Linked DNA regions of Mus musculus: region 1 is linked to region 2. The links are chromatin loops, found by intact Hi-C in ENCODE. Cell type or tissue: left cerebral cortex. All regions are shown on one strand.

What was found. Hi-C counts contacts between places; a loop is a spot of excess contacts. Peaks named below come from ENCODE experiments on the same cell type or tissue, not always from the same donor. Only the 100,000 strongest peaks of a DNase experiment are listed, where the experiment ranks them.
Region 1: a loop joins it to region 2, with 2.3 times the contacts of the local background. A loop is called at or near these places in 5 of 42 quality-filtered maps.

What each region holds. Positions count from the first base shown.
Region 1 is chr5:135,364,295-135,372,294 of GRCm38, reverse strand. It overlaps Trim50 (tripartite motif-containing 50), which reads right to left. Exons shown (of 6, transcript NM_178240.3): 5 at 5,630-5,754; 6 at 4,641-5,221. The coding sequence ends at 4,641. It overlaps Nsun5 (NOL1/NOP2/Sun domain family, member 5), which reads right to left and starts at 2,342. Exons shown (of 10, transcript NM_145414.2): 1 at 2,219-2,342; 2 at 1,982-2,104; 3 at 880-1,054; 4 at 689-797. The coding sequence starts at 2,311. In left cerebral cortex, a CTCF peak has its summit at 4,261 (motif pointing left); DNase peaks (open chromatin) are centred at 2,360 and 4,199; H3K4me3 peaks cover 1,705 bases; H3K27ac peaks cover 842 bases.
Region 2 is chr5:135,232,520-135,240,519 of GRCm38, reverse strand. Baz1b (bromodomain adjacent to zinc finger domain, 1B) reads right to left here. Exons shown (of 19, transcript NM_011714.2): 14 at 4,098-4,245; 15 at 2,454-2,601; 16 at 375-493. Among named protein-coding and RNA genes, the nearest start is that of Fzd9, 15 kb to the left of the region's middle. In left cerebral cortex, CTCF peaks have their summits at 1,495 (motif pointing left) and 3,746 (motif pointing left); a DNase peak (open chromatin) is centred at 3,748.

The DNA of each region.
Region 1 (8,000 bases), 130 kb before region 2:
AAACCCTTCACTGCTCCCTAAGATTACAGACTGCACATTGTTATGGGTTTGTTTGGTTGGGTTGGTTTTTCAAATCAGGGTTCTGTGTAACTCTGGCAACTCACTCTGTAGGCCAGGCTGGCCTGGACCCTGGACCTCGTGCCTCTGTCTCTCAAATGTTAAAGGTGTGTCCTGTGGTGTGTTGGCTTAGAGCTGAAGAGGCTGTGATATAGACAGGAGAGCGGAAAGGTGGCAGGGGCGGGAGGGCAGTTAGACTGGAGAGCAAACAGGGGGTCACAGAATGCAGAACAAGAACCGCAAGAACACCAGGGTTCAGGGGAAAAAAAAAAACAGGTCTCAGAAGAGACTGCAGAGAACTGCTGCCAGGGCCAGAGACGTGGCTCAGCAGTTAGGAAGACACACTGCTCTCGCAGAGGACCTACGTGCAGTTCCTAGCACCGTGTCCAGCAGTCCAATGTCCTCCTCAGGCACATGCCCTCACCCATGCACAGACATGTGCACCACTTAAAAGCAACATCTTTCTTAAAAACAAAGAAAATTCTGTTGGGAAAGTAGGAAAAACATCCAGAGAAAGCAGTGATTATCCCACATACACACACCTAGTCTCCCCTCTAACAGACTCCTACTTCCTTGAGAACCTGGACACAGAGGAAAATGAAGGCACCCGGGCACGATGTTCAGCTCTTACCTGGAAGCCCGACCCTGGTAGGAGAAACCTTGTCTCTTGAAATAATCGATTGCATCCTCAGGGCGGGTCTTGAGCGTGTTCACACGCACGAACCGTGGTACCTGGTAGGCTAGAAGTCACAGTGGTCAAGTGGGGAGGGAGGTGAGCCTTCTGAGGGTCACTCCCCTCCCGCCCCTCAGCCTCCAAGTCACCTTGGCCAGGTCTGGAGCTCTCTTGCAACAGGTCCTCATTTCGGCTCACACCCCGATGAACCTTGAGTCGGGCCAGCTCAGCCTTGAGCCTTGCCTGGTGCCGGCCCAGCAGAGCCTTCCATCGGCCTCCACCCCCTCGAAACCCCTTCCCCAGCAATAATTCATACACTAGCACCTGGACAGGAAAAAACACAAAACTATTAACACCATAAAACCCTCCAGTGGGAGAAGTAGGTACCTGTCCAGATGGTCATGTCAATAGAGTTCTCTTGCCCAAGATCACAAAAGAAATTAATGGCATGATGTTAGGGCAAATGTCCATAATGCCAGCAACATCAGATGCATAAGCAAGAAAACTACAAGCTAACTGGGTAATGGTGCCTTTAATCCCAGCACTCAAGAGGCAGAGACAAGCGGTTCTCTGTAAGTTCGAGGTCAGCCTGATCTACAGAGTGAGTTCCAGAACAGCCTGGGTGACACAGAGAAAGCCTGTCTCTAAAGACCGAAGAGGACGAAAGGGGGAGAAGGAAGAGGAGGCAACGGAGGCGGTGGCTCAGCAGTAGGGTAGGAAGCTTGCTTAGTATCCACCAGAGAAGAAATAGGGATTGCAGCTCAGCAATAAGCACCTGCCTAGAATCCCCCAGTGAGGGGCTGGGGGTACTGCTCAAAAATAGAGCATCTGTCTAGTGATGCTGTCCAATGAGGTGTTGTGGGTGTGACTCAGTGGGAGAACTCTTCTATGGCTTGTTGGAGACTCTGGGTTCAATCTCCCAGCATTACAAAAAGACAGGCATCCAGGCAGGCGGGTAAAGAGACGAGAGCAAATGCCATCTGCAAACCCCGTGTCCTGCCCCATGCCTGAAGCTCCCCCTCCCCACCCTACCCCACCCCCCAGGTCGCCAGCAGAGCTCTGGACCCCGACCGACCTTGCCATCATCACCCTGTCCGGTAGGTAGCCTCAGCCACTACTAGTTTGCACCTTCGTCCTACTTAGCCCTTCCTGCAATGCTCCAAGGGGAGTCACATCTGACCCAGCTCAACTGGGACCCCAGAAAGAAGTGTGAGAGCCACGCACGGGTAACAGCCTCTGGCCGCCGCTCACCTTGGCAAGGTGCGGTCTCAGCTTCTTCTCGGCGCGAAGGAGCCCAGCACTGGCGATGACAGCGTCCAGCACGGCCGAGTAGCGCTGCGTCTCGCACACCAGAGCGTACAACTGCTTCAGGTTCTGTGCGACACAGGGGACACCCGCTGCACCCCACGCGGGCCTCGCCTCGCCTCGCCCTCCCGCCCGGACAAGCCCCGCTCCCCAGCCCGGCTTGCCAGCCCCCGGCCTCACTACCTGGAAGTTGCTGGAATACACCAACCCCTTGAGGGAGCCCTGGCGGCTTTCCACGCCGGCCAGCACCGCCGCGGCGGCCGCGTACAGCCCCATGCTCTCCCCGCCTCAAGCGCTCTACGACACTGTCGCAAAACTCGGGCTGGCTTTACGGCCGCCGCAACAATTTGTACAACCGGATTTCCGGAGTCAAAGGGTTCGCTGCTTTCCGTTTTCAGCGTCCAAAAATTAATCTTAGGCTCTAAATCCGAGCGGGCTGGCTCACGCCTTTAATCCTAGCGCGCGGGAAACAGAGGCAGAAGGATCTTTGCGAGTTTAAGGTCAGCTAGGTCTAAGTAGTTACAGGACAGCCAGAGCTACATAATGAGGTCCTGTATGTAGAATGAAAAAAGTCTACTTTCTTTTTAGAATTCAGTGTAGCTATTTTGTAGTTTGTTGTTGTGGATTGGTTTTTTTTTTGTTTGTTTGTTTGTTTTTGTTGTTTTTTTGAGACAGGGTTTCTCTGTGTATCCCCTGGCTGTCTCTGTAGAGACCAGGCTGGCCTCGAACTCAGAAATCCGCCTGCCTCTGCCTCCCAAGTGCTTTTATTAAAGGCGTGCACAACCACGCCAGGCTATTTTGTAGTTTTTAATTTTTTTTTTAAGACTTTGGAACTCAGAAGGCTACGCAGACTCTCCTAGCAGTCCTGTGTCAGCCTCTCCCTGTGACCGGATGAAAGGTTCAGTAATAAAGCACGTGCCTTGATGCCTCCACTGAGAGGTTGGGATGTGGCTCAGTGGTAGAGCCCCTGCCTAGAATCCCCCAGGGAGGGGCTGGGGCGTGGCTCAGTGGTAGAGTCCCTGCCTAGAATCCCCCAGGGAGGGGCTGGGGGCGTGGCTCAGTGGTAGAGCACCTGCCTAGAATCCACTGGTGTGCTTGGAGTTGTTGAACACCCATCTAGTAAATGTGGCTCTCTGGGACCCTAGCGCTGGAAAAAGTAGATTGTTTAAAAAAAAAAAAAAAGTGGGTGTTTAATAGGGCCGACAGACATTGTCCCTCGGAGTAGAGCACTTGCCTAGCATGTGCAAAGCCCTGGGATCAATTCTCAACATTGATGAGGAGGACCAATGATGGGACTCAATCTATATAGAGGGCTTGCCTAACAGGCAGAAAGCCTTTGGTTCCAATCCTTCCACTGTATAAACCGGGCATGATGGTACGCTCCTGATGGCTCACTGGTTAAGAGCACTGTCTGCTTTTCCAAAGGTCCTGAGTTCAATTCCCAGGAACCACATGGTGGTTCACAACCATCTATAAGGGGATCTGATGCCCTCTTCTCACATCTTTTAAGAAAAGAAGGAAGGAAAGGAAGAAAGATTGATTTGAGGTCATCTTTGGCTAGCCAATTCACACCAGCCTGGACTACATGAGACAATCAAAATAATGGTAGTTGGGCCTAAGAAAGGTGGCTCAGACCTTAAGAGCACATACTGTTCCCAGACATGTTAGGCAATCAAAACCTTTTGTAATGCCACCTCCAAGGGATTCCATAGTTTCTGACTGTTGGCTTACAGACAATTCTGCTAGGCTCTGCTCAATAGCAACTTAGCAACAGCTTGCGTCATCGGCTGCCACTTATGCGGCTTGCCAGGTACAGCAGCAGTGTTGAAGAGGACTGCTAGTCACTACCCAAGTCTCCTCTCCTTTCACTCTCGCTGTCCCCACGTGTTCCTGGCCCGCCTGTCTCTTCTTCTTTCTGCCCCACCCCCTTCCCTCCCTCTACCCTTTTCCAAGTCCCCACTCTCTTTCCTTTCCCAACAAACTTTATACTAGGCCTATCGCGTGATTCCTCAAGGGGACGCCTTGGCAGCGCCTGCCAGGCACCTTCTTACTCCGGTCATGACACCTCTGTGGGCACAGCACCCGCAAGCATTCACCTACATAAAAATAAGTATTAAAATAGTAGTAGTAATAATTAATGAGAAAAATGTCAAATGCATTGTTTTTAATAGATGTTTGAAGGCCCCAGTGATAACGTTTAAATATGTGAGGAAATGTTTCTGCCCTCTGCTGGACAAGTTGGGAAGCACAGGGCTACTTTATTTTTTATTTATTTTTATTAGATATTTTCTTTATATACATTTCAAATGCTACCCCAAAAAGTTCCCTATACCCTCCTCCCGACCTGCTCCCCTACCCACCCTCTCCCGCTTCTTGGCCCTGGCATTCTCCTGTACTGGGGACAGGGCTACTTTATGAGCAACTATAGGACCTGGTAAGGTGCAAGGTGGCACGCATACCCCTAGGTGGTGAGGAAGAGGCTATATCCCCTGATATAAATGTTCTGGGGACACGCGGGTGTGAAGAATCTTTTCAAGCAGTCCAAACACTGAGACCCAGCGGAAGCCCTCAAATCCCTTTGTCTTGCAAGACAGACCAGGACAGCCTATACCTGTCCCAGTGTGAAGTGCCCAGGCCCACTGGGTGGGGGCAATACCATGGGCAGTGAGTTGCTGCCCCTCTCATGCCAACATGTGTCCAGGATAGGGTACAGCTTGCCCTGGAAGTCAGCTTGGAAAGTATAGAGTGTCCGCAGATCATCAGGACGGTCAGCGTCAAAGAACGTGAGCTCACCCTGCTCATAGTGTAAGTAGACGCCGATGCGATGAGGGTGGCCAGCCACAGGCAGTGGCAGCCGTGGGCAGCCAAAAGCCTCATACACCCGACCCTCTTTCAGGCCAATTAGCCACACACCGTGCTCTGGGGACTTGTTCAGCTTGCCTTTGCGGCTGGCTGTGCCCTTGATGACCCCCAAGCGCCAGTCACTCTTGCTCCCCACCACCACTTCCCAGTAGTGGCGACCCCAAGAGAAGCCCTTGCTAGCCAGGACACAGGTGCTATAGTCGAAGCGCTCGGGTTGGCTGGCTCGTCTCTGGGCAAGGAGGCCACAATGCACCACTGTGTTGCCCTTAGAGAGCTCCAGCAGAGGGTGGGCAGTAGCCGGGTCCAGCTTGAGAGATGCTGGAGCTAGAAGAGAAAGAGTCCTGTGGTTGGCTCACAGAGAAACCGCAGACCCTGCCCAGGAGGCAATGGCAGGCCGAGTCCTCAGGTACAGGAACCGTGCTGACTCTGTGTTCCCATGCTGGGAGGGGCAGACACAGGGCTGTGTGTATGGAAGGGATGAAGGATGGGTGGGGTATCGGGTAAGTGGATGAGATGGGCAAGTGGGTGGGCGGATCATGCCTGTGGAGCGCATTAGACGTGGCCACTTGTGAAGGAGTTCGGCTATGGAACAGGTTTACTGCGTTGCAAATGTGTGTGCCTACACAGCCACTCCCACATCTCCTCTCCACCCCCACACAGGCCCCCTTTAAGTTCTCTCTATGCTTCTTGGTACCCTTGATGAATTGGGAGGATAACAATTTGGGGCCTCACCTGGCAGAACCTTCCGGAAGAGTCTCTTCCACACGGTCAGTTTGATGTCAGCCTGGTGGAGAGCTGGCTTGAAGGAGATGGGACTGAAGACGCCTTCCAAAGGCCGAGCCTGCTGGACCTCTGCCCTGTGTACATGGGTTCCAGTGGTTGGGGAGCTCTGCATCAAGACTGCCTCCCACTCTCCTCCTCATGTGGGGGTCCACAAGACTAAAGTCACCACTCAGGCCACACATTCATAGCACCCTTTCCTCTCAAACCTCCTTCCTGGAGAACATGCCTGCTTCCTAGAACTGGGATTGTCAGGGAGCTGAGGAAGGCCCCGAGGAAATGTGCAAAGTGCAGATGAAGTCTTGAGGGGGTGCAGTTGTTGACTTGGGTGTGGCCCAAGTCAAGGACCTCAATGTTTCAGATCCCTGGAATGGCAAAGCCTTCCCCCAAGGTGAAGCTCAGGGGATGCCAAAACCTTCCCCTTGTCCCAGACCAAGTGTTGACAAAAGATTGACTCGTGTGTGCAAAACCTGCAGCTTCCAGATGTTTGAGACTGCTGGCCTGTAGACACCTCCTGCTAACTCCCATCCCATCCACCCACCCCCACTCTGCATATAACAAGCATGCCAGGACCCCAGGTTGCTGTGAGGTTGACACCAGTGCCTCAGAGTGTGCATGTCCCACCCGAGCCCAGCTTTTCTGCCTGTGTGTGTCTATGAACTTGTCCTCTCTTCATTCACTCGATGCCTAATCAGGTTTCCAGAACCACGCCATGCAGGACACAGTGGGGATGCTGCACAGCTGCTGCTGTAGACAGAATTAGAAGCATCTTCCACAGGCTCATGTTCTGAAATTTGGTTCCCAGCTGGTAAAACTCTTTAGAAAGAGGTGGGGTGTGGCTGGTGGGAATAGGTCTTTGAAGGTTGTCCCCACTTCTGGCTTCAGTCTTATCTCTCTACTTCCTATCTGCCAGCATATGAACAAGCTGTGAATACTGTCACACCTCCCTGACCATCTAAAACCAAAACAAACCTCTCCTCCCTTAGGTCACTTGCATCAGGTAATGTGGTCTCAGCAAGGCAAGGTCACTAGTACAGCAGGTGTTCACAGAGCACGGGGCTGGGGAAACAAGTCTAACTTTCCTGGGAACTTGTTAGAGATGCAGAGCCTTCGGCCCTGCCCCAGATCTGCTCATCAGAAACCGATCACCCTGGGAAAGTTGTACAAATGTGTTTTAGCCAGCCTGCAAGGTGTTTCTCATGTGTGCTGACACCTGAGACGCACTACATCAGGTAACCTGATTCTGCTCCCAGCAAATTGTCTGTTCATTTCTATCTGTGCTCTGTAGGCACGTGACCCCAAAGACTAAAGAAATCCAGGAGCACAGGCTGGAAGGTGGCTCACTGGGTAAATTGAAGACCTGAGTTCAGTCCCCAGAACCCACCGGTCATGGTGGCTAAAGAGATAGCTCACTGGCACTGGTTGCTCTTGCAGAGGACCTGGGTTCAGTTGCCAGCATACACAACTGTCTGCAACTCCAGGTCCTCGGGATCCATCTCCCTCTTCTGACCTCTCCACTCATGGAACACACAGTTGGTACACAGACATATCTGCGCACCATCACATAAAATAAAAGGATAAATCTAAAAGGCCAAGTGCAGTAAATACCGGGAAAGCGGAGGCAGACAGATCCCTGGGGCTCTCTGACGGGTCAGCCTAGCCAACTTGGTGAGCTCCAGGCTAGTGAGAGGCCATACCTCGAAAACTCAAACTGGACAGTGTCTTTACAACCGCCAGGGCTGGCTTCTGGCCTCCACACCCATAAATGTGCATGCACACCAACACCTAAAGAAAACTAGAGAGGTGGCTGGCTAAGTGGTTAAGAACACTGTCTGGTCTTCTAGAGGACCCAGGTTCGATAGGCAGCACCCACATGGCAGCTTACAACCATCTGTAACTCCAATTCCTGGGAATCCAATGCTGTCTTCGGCTTCTGTGGGCTCTTCACACTGACATATATGCAGGCAAAACACTCATACACATAAAATAAGAATCAGGAAGAAAGAAAACAAGGAGCCACACATGGACAGGATGGGCTCAGGAGCTGTTGAGTTTTCCAGCGCTCACTAACTTTCCCCTTCCGAGGTCTGAAGAGTATACGTCAAGGTCCCTCATTCTGGTTGTCCCTGCCTGGGACATCTCCTTCCTCACACGTAATAGTTGACTCCACAGATGAACTTCTCTGCACCCTGTGCTCTGCACACATGTCACTCTCATTTCCCTGCCTGCCTGCACACCTCGGCCTTCTCGGCTGTCACCCCAGTCCCTGGCCATCACCTTCCTCCACAGCGTTGTCATAGCCTGAGGCAATTATCTGTTGCTA
Region 2 (8,000 bases):
TAACCATGTTTCTGTGAGGACCAGTGTATACGTGTACATATGTGCACATGAATGAAGGAAGGTTCCAGATAAGAGTCTAGGTAAGGGTCCTAAATCCCTTAATTTGGAGTTGCAGGCAGTTGTGAGCTGCCTAACATGGACACTGGAAAGTGAACATTGATGATATGGTAGAGCAGTATAGATTCTTAAGTGGCGATCCACCTCTCCACCCTGACCATCTTGAAAGCCAATAGAAACACACGGCAGCTCATTTACCCACAGCCCCAAGAGAGAAGAGTAAGACAGCAAAATGGCAAGGCTGAATTTCTCTTGCCAGCCAGGCCTCTCTGGTCAGTTTGAGAGACCGAGGCAACTATGCCATACTAGACACTCACGCCGCAAGCCAGCCACTTCATAATCCTCTTCTTCTTCCTCCTCCTCCTCTTCTTCCTCTTCCTCTTCACCGCTCTCATCACCCTCGCTGCCCTCAGAGGTAGACTCTTCAGTGTAATTCCTGGAAGGAAAAGCCAAGCAGAGACATGGTTTCAGTTCAGTCCAGGACGGCTTACGGAGAGCTAAAGCCCCTTACATCTCTGCAGCATGGCTATTCATGGACCAGACTGAGCTGACAGTAAGGGGAGAGACCTGGAGGTCAGTCCTACTATGCTTCAGCAGCATGTGCCCTGCCCTAGCCTACAAGGGCTTAAGGGACATCAATGGAGGAAGGGGACCAAGAACAAAATACAACCTCTACTTCCTCTCACAAACAGTATAAACCACCATTACTTTTGTCTCACAAAAGCCAGATAAGGAAACATTTTAGACACCACAGCTGCCCGACTCTGGGGTGTATTGAGAGGGCTGAGAGGCTGGCAGGTGTTACTGCACACCTTGATGGCTCTCTTCCAGGAGCTGAGACAGCTTGCAGATGACCACACAACAAAGCAACTAATCCCGGCTCAGAACAGCTGGTCTAAAAAAACACTACTTCAGAGCAGCACACCGCATGTCCCTACAAGAGGACATGGTAATGGAGACAGAGGGAGAACTAACCCAGCACGGCTGCTAAGGTGTGGTTGGAATCAAACAGCTCTGCCCTTTACAAGAGACAGCCTCGTGCCCGTAAGGATGCCCTTTCACATCTCAAATGTCAATGTAAGAAGTAACGACAGTTAACTGGGGAAATATTAGGTGCCTTCAAGGTGCTGGTTTGGCTGTACTGACATAGGAGAAACCATGTCCAAATAGACAGCAGGGAAGGAAACTAAGCATGGGTCGAGAAGGCAATGATTTGGCTGTAGATATTCAGTAGTGATTGCCTGTAGAAGCGGCTATAAAGTAACAATGAGGTAAATTTAAAGGCAGGAAAAGATGTTAATAAAGTGTATCAAGGGGCTAGAGAGATGGCTCAAACAGTGGCAGTTCTTGCAGTGGACCTAGGGCTAATTCCTAAAACCTACACAGACGCTCACAACAATCTCTAACTTGGCTTTCAGAGGACCAGTGCCCTCTTCTGGCCTCCATAGGCACCAGGCACACATGTAGTGCATAGACATAGATTCAGGTAAAATGCTTACATACAGTTAAATGTGGTGTGTATGTGTGTGTGTGTGTGAGCATGCACCCAGAAGAGCCAGGCAGATCTCTGAGTTCAAAGACATCCAGGACTATACAGAGAAACCTTGCTTGAAAGACCAAAACAAAAGAGGGAGGGTACAGGGCTAACAGCAAGAAGCAAAAATGTCAACAGTAAACAAAACCAAATGGCTCAGCAGTTAGAGCACTTGTTGCTCTTGAAGAACCAGGGTTCAATTCCCATCACCCACATGATAGCCTGTGACCACAACTCCAGTTCCAGGGGATTCAATATACCCTTCTCACCTCCATCAATATTACTTACACACACTCAGGCAAAACAGCCATACACAGAAAGAAGTAAAATTAATTAGAGGCCAGCCTGGTCTACAGAGTGAGTTCCAGGACAGCCAGGGCTACACAGAGAAACCCTGTCTCGAACCCCCCCCCCCCCCCCCGCCGCAAAAGAGAGAGATACAAAGAGAGAGAGAGATACAATTAAAACTATACACACACACGCGCGCGCGCGCACAGTCACACCCTAAACCAGAGTCATATAGCACCTAAGCTCCTGTATCTGTACCATAAATGACCAAGCTTTGCACCCTAATAAGCTTTAACTCCTTAGAAACGCTCAGTTTTGAGTAACTGAAACTAATTTTCCAACGAAGTTATCTAATGGTCTCACACAGCCCAGAAAGTCTTTGAACTGTTTTGTAGCCAAGGATGACCCAGTGCTACTGATCCTCCTGCCTCCACCTTCCTAGTGTTTGGGATAACAGACTTGTAGCACCATGCCTGACTTCTGCAGTGCTAGGGATCAAATCGAGGCCTTTTTACATGCCAAGTGAATATTAACCAGATCTCCAGCCCCCAGCTTACTTTTAAAAACTTCTCACCTGCCACGGGAATTGCGTCTGGCAGTAGGAGGCTGGCAAGCTGGACACTGCCACTCGCCATCTGGTACTTCATAAAGGGCCGGCCTCAGACAGAACAGGTGGAAGGCTTTATTACACTCGTCACACAGGATCAGCTTGTCATCCTCACCTGCAAAGACAGGCGCACACAGCACTGTTGGCAGCGCAGCACAGCGCAGCACAGCACTTCTCCCTCTCCTTATTCACGCCCATGTGTGCCCGAGAATCTGGATCCCCTAGAGCTGGAGTCCTAGCTGCCCAACACGGATCCTCTAGAACAGCTGCAAGCACTTGTGAGCGTGGAGCACCACTCCAGCTCCTTTGTCTTTCTTTCAAGACAAGGATTCAGTGTATAGCACACAGTGGCCTAGAATCCGGGGAGCTCCTCCTGCCCCTGCCCCCCAAGTGGTAGAATCACAGGTACATCCCAGCACCCCCTGCTGCTTCTCTGTATGCACATGGAGGCTAGAGGCTGACATTAGTTGCTGTATTTGACAGCTTTCCACATCAGCATACTGAGTCTCTCACTGGAGCCCAGAGCTAGACACTGGTTCTGTCAAACCCCCTGTCTCCACCTCCTTACTTAGGTGAGCAATGGAACTAGGTCTTCAGGCTTGTGTGCAACTTTGTAACAAAGATGTTACCAACCTGAACATCTTTGCAGCCTGCTCTTTAAAAAGTGCATTTACTTTCTGAAAATTGGACAATTTAGGGAGAGTTCCTAACTCATCTCCTCAGAACTACCAAGAAGCAGGGCAGGGCAGTTAATAGTCACTAAGAGTTAACTAAGGGACATGGGGACACACTCCTTTAATGCCAACACTGAGGAGGCAGAAGCAGGTAGGTATTTTTGAGTTTTTCAGTCTAGCCAGAGTTACATGAGACACTATCTCAAAATAAGTAAGTAAATAAATAAAACATGTTTAATTGTACATGTACTTTAACTAAAAGGCAGAAAAATCACTGGCTGGAGACTCTGCTGTTCTTCTTGGACCCCGAAACTCTCCCACACATGTCTGCATGGTCCTCAGTAGTCTGGTTTCTCCACACTGTATGACCTTCATCTGACTAACTTTCTTTTCTAACTATCAGTCTGGTCAGTTTTACAGCAACCAAGTCTACACAGTGCCTCACTCTTTGGAAACTGAGCCCTAAGCTAACTCATAAAGATGGACTTAGTCAAGGAGAAATAAAAACCATTTCCAAATGCTCTGTTCCCAGCTCTAGGCTAAAGACTGAGGTCTGGGTGTGCAATGTGCAAAGACTGCCCCCTGCTGGAAGCACCTACCTCATCTCACAGCTGACAAATGCTCTACGGTTCCTGAGGGACTGTAGATTTTAAATTAACTAACTTGCATGCAGAAAGTCTGCCTACCACAGTTTAACCGTGCACACAGGAACAGGGCTAAATGATGCACAAAAATTCCTTCAGAAGGTGGATTGTGGTGGTTCCCAGCACTTGGGAGAGAGAGGCAGCCAGTCTGATCTACAGAGCAAGTTTCAGGACAGCCAAGGCTACACTGAGAAACCCCGTCTCAAAAAACCAAAATTCCTTCAAAGGAAAAGAAAAAGGTTTTGGAAAGCCTAGTCCCAAACAGTCAATGAACAACTTTCCTCAATGCATACCTTTCTTTCGACAAACTTTGCACCTAGCGTTTTCTGCTGACATGTCCCACTTGATACATGCATCGAGCATCCCAAGTAGAACATGCATCCTGGAAAAGGTCTGTGCTTCACGGATTGCTGTTTTCCATTTTTCCAGTGCAGAGGCAACCTAAGCAGCAAGTGAAACAGCCAGATATTATGACCATGATATTATGACCAAAGATTAGACAGGGCTAAGGATGGGTAAGGAAAGAATTCAGAGAATATTTGAATTTTAGAGTTTCATTAAAACCCACCATCAAGGCTTCAAAATAAAAACCAAGCCTGGAAGAGGTCACAGCAAAACTAAGCATAGAGTAGGGATAAGCAACATGTCTCTTCCAGTGACATCAGTGTCATTTAGAAGTAGAATGAGCCAGGCAGTGGTGGCGCACGCCTTTAATCCCAGCACTTGGGAGGCAGAGGCAGGAGGATTTCTGAGTTCGAGGCCAGCCTGGTCTAGAAAGTGAGTTCCAGGACAGCCAGGGCTACACAGAGAAACCCTGGGGGGGGGGGGGGGGCAAAACCACAGCACCTCATAAATATGCACAATTATTAGGTATTAAGGAACTTTTAGAGTGTTTAAATGGGACTAGGTGATTAAGAGTACTTGCAGAGGACCTTCCCAGTACCCACAGAGTGGTTTATAAGAATCTAGACCTCCAGTTCAGAGGATCTAACATCCCTCCTCTTCTTACCTCTGTGGGCACCAAAACCACATGTGTTACACATGCACGCGTGCATGTGCAGGCAAACCACTCACATGCATAAACTAAATCTAGTCAGGTTGTGGTGGTGCGTGCCTTTAATCTTAGCACTAAAGAAGCAGGGGCAGGCAGATCTCTGAGCTCAAAGCCAGCGTGGTCTACAGAGCAAGTTCCAGGACAGCCAGGGCCACACCAAAAAACTCTGCCATAAATATACAAATAAATGAATGAATGAATGAATTTCTAACTAAATGAACTGTATTTAAAGAGGAGAGATACTAGCTACTCTATTACTATATAGACTGTACATATACTGAGTTATATTGCATTACTATTAAATTTATACAACTGAAATAATAAAAGATAAGCCAGGTCTGAAAGCTTATGGAACGGGTATAAGTCCTTGTGCTCACAGAGAAGCACTTGGGACCCTGGAATGCTAACCACATGGGGTTTTCACTTCAAAGGAAGGGATGTATGAGCTGTCATCCCTAGAATGCTGGGAGTAGACGTACACTAGTCTGGCAACCTTTATCTGTGACATCACACCAGATCCTCCCCTAAAGCCTTATCCTAAGCTTGTTTTCTTCAAGCTACAGAGCCCATCTTTATAAAGGTGCTGTGAGGAGTCATTCGTGCATGGAGGCGTCACTCGTACTTCACGTTTTGATGCAGCTGCCTCTGATCTTAGCTTAGCTTACTTCGCGCTTTACTGTACATGAGATTGGGTTAATCACTAATAGGAAAATTTTCACCAAATTGTACGGTACTTAAAAATGCATAAAATAGGGGTTGGTGATTTAGCTCAATTGTAGAGTGCTTGCCTAGCAAGTGCAAGGCCCTGGCTTCAGTCCTCAGCTCTGGAGGGGTGGGGGTGGGGGTGGGGGTCGCAGACAAAATAAAAATGCCTAAAATAAATCACCCGGGGTCAGATTCCTGATGTTTGAACCAACATCAGTCAGTAATGTTGAACTGAACTGTCTTCTTGCTTCCCTCGGATCATTCTATGTTGTCTGGTGCTAAGAGACTCCCACAGCGACTCAGATCTGTAATTTCAGCACTTGAGAGTCTGAGGCAGGAGGATCACTATGAGTTCAAGGTCAGCTTGGGCTATAGGGTAAAACCTTGTCTCATAAAAACAAAACAAAACAAAAAAGGGGCAGACACAGTAAGAGTTGTCAGAACAAATGCAAACAAATTAGAGACAAAGCCAGACATAGTGACACACATCTATTATTTCAACACTCAAGAAGCTGAGACAGAATTATAGGTTTGAGGCAAGCCTGGACCACATGGTTAAGACTCAGTCTCAAGGGCTGGAGAGATGGCTCAGCAGTTAAGAGCACTTCCAGAGGTTCTGAGTTCAATTCCCAGCAACCATGTGGGGGCTCACGGCCCTCTTTAATGAGATCTGATGCCCTATTTTGGTATGTCTGAAGACAGCTACAGAGTACTCACATACATAAAATAAAAGACCCAGTCTTAAAAGAGACAGAGAAGGAGAGAAGAGAAATAGAGACAGAAAGAGAGAAAGAATGACAGACCCCAGGATTTTCCTAAAGTATACATTATGTTTCTCAATTCAGAGAAACAAAATTGGTGTTGTATTTATAGACTAGGACTGAAGAGTTGGCTTACAGTTAAGAGTACTTCTGCTCTTGTAGAGAGCTATAGCTCAGTCTCCAGCACCCACATCAGGTAGCTGACAACTGCCCATAACTCTAGTTCCAGGGGAGCTGATGCTTTCTTCTGGGTTTTTGAAAGCATTGTATGCACATGGTGCACACACAGACAAGCAGGCACACACATATCAATATAGGTGGAAATAAACACTATTTAAAAATTTTTTAAATGCATACCCTAGACCTTGAAACGATCTCACAGATCCCAAGAAACTGGAGCCCAGACGAGACTGACATAAACTCATGTAGCAGCCTGGTCCCGGCCAAGGAAACTCTGGCCCTTGCTAAGTGGAAACTTTCAAAGCGGAGGACAGTGGAAAATTTTGAGCTGTGGCAAAACTGACCTTTGGTGGGAGCTGCAGGGCAGGATATTGCTAGAACAGAACACAGCAGAACAACTCAGCAAGCAACCTGATTTTTCCAAGAAGTTCTCCACTTCTGTACTGTCTAGGGCTTATATTTATTTCAGCTTAGGGTTTAGTACAAAAAGGGACCTTAATGAGACTTAATTACCTGGTCCTCAGTAAGAAGAAAATGTCACAAGAAAAATGAATAGCTAGGAAAGATCCTTTCTAAGAGCTTTCCAATAAAAATCCGTACACAGCTGGGTTAAAGGGCAGCATGGCTCACAGGGAGCAGGCAATCGACACCAAGCCCAACAAGACCTGCATGATGAAATGACAGGCTCCTGCAAACTGTCCTCTGACCCCCACTTGCTGTGACACACAAATATGTGCAACACACATACACATAAAACAAAAACTGAGTTAAAAACAAAACCCATGTAGCATTCAGTAAACCAGCTTCTCATAAATACAGTCATAGGCGTGTAAACCCGCTTCCTCCAAACGCTCCTCCCTGAACCATGCACCACGGGGTCTAAGGAAAGTAAGGAGGAACAACTGTGCATGAACTCTGAGGCGTTTAGGAAGAGCAGGAGACTTACTCTTAAGCATTTTTGCTTGTAATCACATATGCACAGATAAAAGGGCTTGTTGGACCAGCTAGAACTGGAGTTAAGAGACAGTTGTGAGCTGCCATGTGGGTGCTGAAAATTGAACCCAGGTCCTCTACAAGAGCAGCCCGATGCTCTCAACTGCTTTGCTATCCCTGTAGCCCCCAGGGAAGAGACTTATTAAAGCTATCTGCCTATAGTGATGCTTGCCTGTGCATCACTTGGGAGGTTCAAAGAGGACTCAGAAGTTCAAACCCAGCTGGGGCTATATTAAGACCCTGGATTAAAGCAAAACAAAACAAAGCCGGGCGTGGTGGCGCACGCCTTTAATCCCAGCACTCAGGAGGCAGAGGCAGGTGGATTTCTGAGTTCGAGGCCAACCTGGTCTACAAAGTGAGTTCCAGGACAACAAGGACTATACAGAGAAACCCTGTCTTGAAAAACCAAAACCAAAACAAAACAAAAAAAGCAAAACAAAACAAACAACACAAAACAAAAGGTCAGGCATGGTGAAACACACCTTTAATCACAGGGGCCGGTA